Linked DNA regions of Homo sapiens: region 2 is linked to region 1. The links are chromatin contacts, found by Hi-C or POLR2A ChIA-PET in ENCODE. All regions are on one chromosome and are shown on one strand. The core of a region is the stretch at or near the end of the contact, and the rest is flanking DNA. Distances in the headings are between cores, read along the strand shown. Region 1 has its middle 47 kb from the start of LINC03040. Region 2 overlaps SCIRT (stem cell inhibitory RNA transcript).

Evidence for each region. A loop is a pair of places that touch in the nucleus more often than their neighbours do. ChIA-PET counts read pairs that join two places held with the same protein, here RNA polymerase II (POLR2A). Pooled maps may share reads with other maps.
Region 2: a loop to region 1 is called in a map of right lobe of liver, with 2.3 times the contacts of the local background. The contact joins two enhancer-like sites. A Hi-C loop is called at or near these places in 5 of 168 maps with a recorded cell type or tissue (HL-60/S4, K562, cardiac septum and 2 more) and 2 of 50 pooled maps. POLR2A ChIA-PET finds 5 or more read pairs at or near these places in 4 of 52 experiments (PC-9, SK-N-SH, WTC11 and 1 more).

Annotation. Positions count from the first base shown.
Region 1 is chr6:43,952,368-43,955,216 of GRCh38, forward strand. No RefSeq gene overlaps it. Among named protein-coding and RNA genes, the nearest start is that of LINC03040, 47 kb to the right of the region's middle. Within about 2 kb of position 1,549, at least 7 of the 41 ENCODE cell types and tissues checked have a DNase peak (open chromatin) inside an H3K27ac peak, as active enhancers do; they include right lobe of liver, where a contact is called at or near this core.
Region 2 is chr6:44,057,205-44,060,337 of GRCh38, forward strand. All of the region lies in intron 1 of SCIRT (stem cell inhibitory RNA transcript), which reads right to left. Among named protein-coding and RNA genes, the nearest start is that of SCIRT, 16 kb to the right of the region's middle. RefSeq lists an enhancer at 1,360-1,539 and a silencer at 1,840-1,909. Within about 2 kb of position 1,412, at least 32 of the 41 ENCODE cell types and tissues checked have a DNase peak (open chromatin) inside an H3K27ac peak, as active enhancers do; they include right lobe of liver, where a contact is called at or near this core.

The DNA of each region.
Region 1 (2,849 bases), core at 299-2,798:
GACAGCACCTGTGTCCATCATTCATTCATTCACTCCTTCCTTCTTTCAGTGCCTGTAAGATGTAGGATCAACAAGACACACGCCTGCCCTCAGGCTGTGGTGGACACTCCCTTGAACAGGCTCATACCTCTCCCCACAAGACCACTGTGAGATGGCATCAGAATCTGGCGAGAGACCCCCATGGGGCAGATCCAGGCACCAAGCTGCCGCTCTTAGTCAGGAAGGTACTTCCAGTGCCAATTTTGGGAGTTCTGGGCTCATCTTTATTAAACAGGTGGCATTTCCATACTGTCCCATTATCCATCAGGAAAATGGAAGTTTCCTGTTCCTTCTCTGTGTCCACATTTGTGGACATTGCCAAAGTTCTGACAATGGCCTACCACCAGCCCCTACAAAATCTAGTCCCTCCTACTTCTCTGATCTCACCTCCCACTACTCTCCCTCATTCATTCCACACTGGTCTCCTTGCTATTCCTCCAATAAACAGCTCTGTTTCCACCCCGGGGCCTTTGCATGTGCTGCTCCCCCTACAGGGCATGTTCTCCTCCAGTCATGCACATGGCTCCCAGTTTCAAGTCTTTACTCAAATGTTATCCTCTCAGGGTGGCCTTCCTTGACCTCCCCATTTAAAATTGCATCACACCCTACACCCTTCACTCCTGTCCCCTTTCCCTTTATCTTTCTCCAGTGCACCTACCACCCTCTAAAATTGTGTTTAATGTTTGTCACCCTGCACTTGAATGCCAGCTCCATGAAGTCAGGGACTTTTGTCAATTTTGCTCACTGCCGTTCTAGTGCCTAGAACAGGGTCTGGCACATAGAAAGTTTTCAGTAAATATGCTGAATAGGAAAGGGAGGCAATATTCAGAATCTACAAACCCCAAGGAGACTGCAGCATGGTCTCCATGGGGGTGGCAAGTGGCCAGTAAGTCTTGCTGGGGGGTGACCTGACCTACAGCCATGGGCACATGAGTGGAAGGGCTGCAAGGCAGGGTGCCGAGGGAAGAGCCAAGGGTCATGCCCCTTGTTCCCTTAGTGCCACCTCATTCTGGATGCAGCTTGATGTGTCTGTTAGGAAAGGGAAGTTACCTTAACTGGGCACCTACTATGTGCCTGGCAAATTTCATGCACTTCCCCTTTACAGCAGCCCATGAAGCAGCAGAGGAAGAAACCAAGACCCAGAGAGGTTACTTAACTTGCCTAGAGTCACAGAGCTAGTAAGGGAGGGAGGAGAACTCACACCTAGGTCTGATTCCTTGCATTACTGTCTACCCCGGGGATGGTGAGAAGGACTCCATAGGCTCAGTTGGAAGAATTAAGAACTTGTGATTCTGCAGAGCGGTCTCCATGGGGACAGCACGGGTTGATGGGGTGGGCTGAAGCAGCCTGGGCTCCCATATATGCTGTTAGGCACTTCAGTTCCAACCATGGGAAAAATCTAGGCCCTTTAGCTCCCATCATGGGGTGAATCCCCTACCCTGGGTGAGCGGTGGGAGTTTCTCAAGGCCATCTCAGGGGTCAGGGACAGCTTGACTCAGCTCCTGCTGGCTGGCAGCTCCCTCTGCTGGACCCAGCCCCAAGGACGAGCTCAGACACAGGGACGCCTCCGTCTGTCTGCACTTGGGCTCTGGCAGCCCCCCCACATTGCATGCGGGGCAGTCACATGCAGGGCACCTGCCAGGTCCTCAACGTGTCAAGGGACAGGATCTTCCAGAGGACCTAATCTGGGTGACCTGGGAACCTTACATGGGGAAGAGAATAGGAAGGAGCTTTGACCACCGCCACTACCACACTCAGCCCAGACACAACGGCTGCATCTGCAGACAGGGGCTGGGTCTCCTCATGGGGCAGGGAGCTCCCTATAAGCAGGGGCTGACTCTCCCATCAGACTGGAAACTCCCTGAGGGCAAGGGTTCTGTCTTTCTCCTTCAGACTGGGAGCTCCTGGTTTGTCCCTCTGCTCACCTGTGATAGAAGCCCAGCTTAGCCCCCCAGGCTGGGCCAGCCCCCAAGGCATCCTGGGGCACTTTCTCAGCAGCCTGGCCACTCCCAGCCCCCAGACACCTGTCCCCGCCACTCTCCCCACTCCCTAGGCTCCTCCACCCTGCTGTCAGAGCAGAGCTGACACTGGGTAGTGCTGGTAAGTGCCACCCTGACCTCAGCAGCCCTGGAGGCAGTGCAGTGAGTGGCCTAAAGAGCTGTGCCAGGGATGGGACGTGACTGCCCCCCTGAACTCAGCTGCAGGCTTGGCCATGAGGAAAGCGATACCTCAGGGAGGCGGAGTGACCAGTGACATCAGCGTACGTGACTGTCAGCCCAGCTCTCCCCTCTGCCCTCCACCCTCCCCCACCCCACAGTGCCTGCCGAGCACACTGACCTTCAGCTCACGGGCACAGGCCTCTCTATGTGCCCGCTCCAAGGAGAGGGGCAGTGCCCAAGGGGATGGGGCTGCTCTCTGACTCCTTGTCTTCTAAGTGAGTGCTCAGGGGGTGGAGGAGAACACAGGCCCCAGCCCTCTGCAGCCTGGGCTTCTGGATCAGGAGCCAGCTTCTTACTGGGTGACCCTCCCCGGCAGCCCTGCCCTGAGGAAACTGATCATTCTCTTGGCTCTGCGAGACCTTCCTTCTGAGTGTCTGGCAGGCTTCTAGTGACTTGAAGCCAGTGTAGAGGGCAACTGGCTTCCCACCCCGAGCCTGCTGATGGAACTGCCAGGCCTGCATCCCTAGGGGCAGAGTCCCTGCCCAGATGAGCAGTGCTGGCTGTCCCAGGGAAGCAAGTTCAACTACCTTGGATGACCACCATTTGTCCCCGAGATGGCTTCTGCAAAAGCCTGTCTAAGTGCCCCCCTAG
Region 2 (3,133 bases), core at 162-2,661, 100 kb after region 1:
GAAGGGCACTGGGGCTGGGAGATGAATTCCAGGCTGGGCCATGCTGGGGACCTCAGGCCACAACCAAGGGCTCGATCCCAGAGGGAGAGGCCTCCCACTAATCACATTCAGGTGACCGGAAGCTCTGAGGCTCTGGACCCTGCTTCCTGGAGATGTTAGGGAGGAGAGGGAGAGAGGAGTCCCTTGGCTCTGGGCCAGTCCACAGACTTCTCCCCAGAGGCCCAAGGGCTGTTGGGGGGGGATAGAAGACCCACTATCAACTCCCACGTCCACCCACACCCAAATAATGCCTCAGTCTACAAGAAGCCAGGTCCCATAGAGTTGAGGGAGCTCACAGTCTGAAGGAGGAGACACTTCCTGCTGTCTGGGATCTGCCAGTCTGAGGGCAGAGACGTAGCCACTCCCTTCCAGAACATCAACCTCCCAGTCTCCTCATTGTCTCCAAACAGGGCTAACACTCTTCTGTCATCCCTTTCATCCTGATCTCAGTCCTTCCAGACTCAAATCACTGCCCTCCTCATCCTCAGAGCCTTCCTGGATGACCACACAGCTCCAATCCTCCACCCTGGCACTCTTAGAGCAGTTAATTTGGTGGTGGACAGATAATTCCTAATGGCATGCAAAGAACTCATATTTCCTAGGCACCACCTGTACCAGAGGCCTGGTGGCAGGACCTTGATCATGCAAACATGACATGATCCAGGCATGCAGGGAGCTTCCAGTTCAGGAACATTAGGACGGACCAAGAAGATACAGTGAACTGTCAGTTAAACATCATCTTTTCCCAGACATTTCTGCGTGTGTGTGTGCGCGCGCGTGCGTGTGTGTCCCCAGCTAGGCTGGGACTTTGTTAGAGCAAGACAGGAACTGAGCTTAAATATCAGGCCACACCCCCATCTAAACTAAGTCCCTAGGATATTCTCCCAGAGCCCCATGTAATTTTCCCTCTTGGCACACATTACAGTTTGTAATTCTTTTTGGTGTGACTACTTGCTTTAAGACTCTCCTTTTCCAGGCTCTATAAGAGTAGCTGAGTCCATGGCTTCACCCGTGTATCTTGAGCACCTGGCATATTTGATGACTGAATGAATGATTTGAATGAAAGCACCACATTCCTATTCATGCCCTTGCCCCTAGCACACAACCTGTAGGTGCTCAGTGCTCAGATTTGGCAGGATGGCAAAGTAAAAAGAAGCCCATCTTGCCACAGCTAGGAATTCAAGGTCAATCCCAGAGCAATCCCAAGGCAGTTCATCAAGGAAGACTTCCTGGTGGAGGAGGACATGGACTGGGGACTTTCAGCCTCACATCTGTTCTTCCAGTTCATCATCTGTTTCTGGCAGGAACTCCTGAGGACAGAGGTTACGTCTGGGTCTCAGGGCCATCCCCAGCACACCCCCATTCAAGCTGCGCATGACCTGCCCCACTGTCGACAGCCAGCTGTGACTCACAACTCCTGAGCCTTTCCTCTTGGCCAGAGATCGTGGAGTAGATATTACAGTAACATTACTAACCACAAGTAGAGGCGGTGACCGTACTTACGCTCAGAGCACCTCCCCCCACCCCTGAGACCAGAGCAATGACCTCACACTCATGTTCGGCAGCAAGCACGGACAGTCCTGCCCGGAGGCAGGGGGATGGCCCACATGGCCCTGGTCTTCCAGAGAAGCCCAGCGTCTGGCCTCTTCCCCTCAGCGCTGGTCACATTCTCCCCACCTTCCCCTCCAAGCAGCCCACCTGGGGTAGGTGCTGAGTCCCCTGCTGCTGCCTCCCCCGGGTGAAAGCAGAGTAAACAGTCCCCCTCTCCCCCGCCTCCCTGGGGAGGGCTGGAGGAAAGAAAGGGAAGTGACAAAAGCTGCCCTATCCCTGTCCTTCCTCACTGCTGGGTCTAGGACACTTATTCTGGGGAAAGTGGCGTCTGAGGATGTGGCTGCAGTGGCCAGTTGCTGGCGCCAGCAGAAATCCCCAAGCCCGTCAGTAGACTCTGTTCAGACGCGTTCGCTGACCATGGCACTGAGTAAGTGCTGAGGAGACACCTGAGGACCCAGGTCACGCCCCTGCCTGCCCTCTCCTCCCAGACAGGCCCCTCCTAGGGCTCAGACCATTCCAGTTCCTCTTGTCAGACCCTGAGAAGGCCCAGGGCATCCACCCCTACAGGGAAGGCTCAACAGGAAAGAAAGAAACACACAGGAACTGGGCTCAGAGCCCAGCTGCGTGCTCTTGGGCAAGTTACTTAACCTCTTTAGGCCTCAATTTCTCAACTATAAAATGGGACTAAGACTAGCTGCCTGTTGAGCTGTTGTGAGATAAGTGAGTGCACTGGCCTGGATCTGCAGACGGTGGACAACAGCCAACGGCAGCCGGATGTGGCATTGTGCTGCTGCCTTTAGCAGCTCCAGGCAGTAACTACTGAGTATCAGGGAAGAACTGAGACCTCAGAGAAGGGAGAGAACCAGGATTGCTTGAGGCAGGGCGTTGGGAAGGCCCCACTTACCCTCTGGCAGTTGCAATCTAAAAGGAACAAAGAGGCTTTGTGGCAGATCCTGTCTCCTAATATCCATTCCTCGTTTATTTCCCAACTTTTAGCCAGACCCCCATGGAATAAAGACTAGACTACCTAGCTTCCCTTGCAGCTAGGTATGGCTAGATGACTGAGTTCTGGCCAATGGAATATAAGTGTGACTTCTAGGAAGCTTCCTTGAAGGGAAGGGGCATGTCCTTCTTCAGGCTTTCTTCTTCCTTCCTGCTGGCTGGGGCTCCAGCAGCCATCTTGGGCAATGAGGTGACCCTGGAAATGGAAACCACACCTAGCAGGTCAGAAAGATAGAAGGAGTCTCTGACCACATCCCAGAAATATTTTACATGAGCAAAAAATTCACTATTTATCTTGTGTAAACCAAAATTTAACTGATACAAGCTTCTCCTCTGGTGAAATAATCTCGACTCATGTGTGGCTGGGCAGAGTAGGATGGATGAGGTGTCTAGAAGAGAAGAGTTACCAGGGGTGTGATGTCCCCATCCAGGAGCACTTCCTCCTACTTGCCCTGTGAGGTCAGGAGGAACCCTGTTGGGAGGACTTGGCTCCAGGAGGATGGATGGATGGATGGATGGATGGATGGATGGATGGATGGAT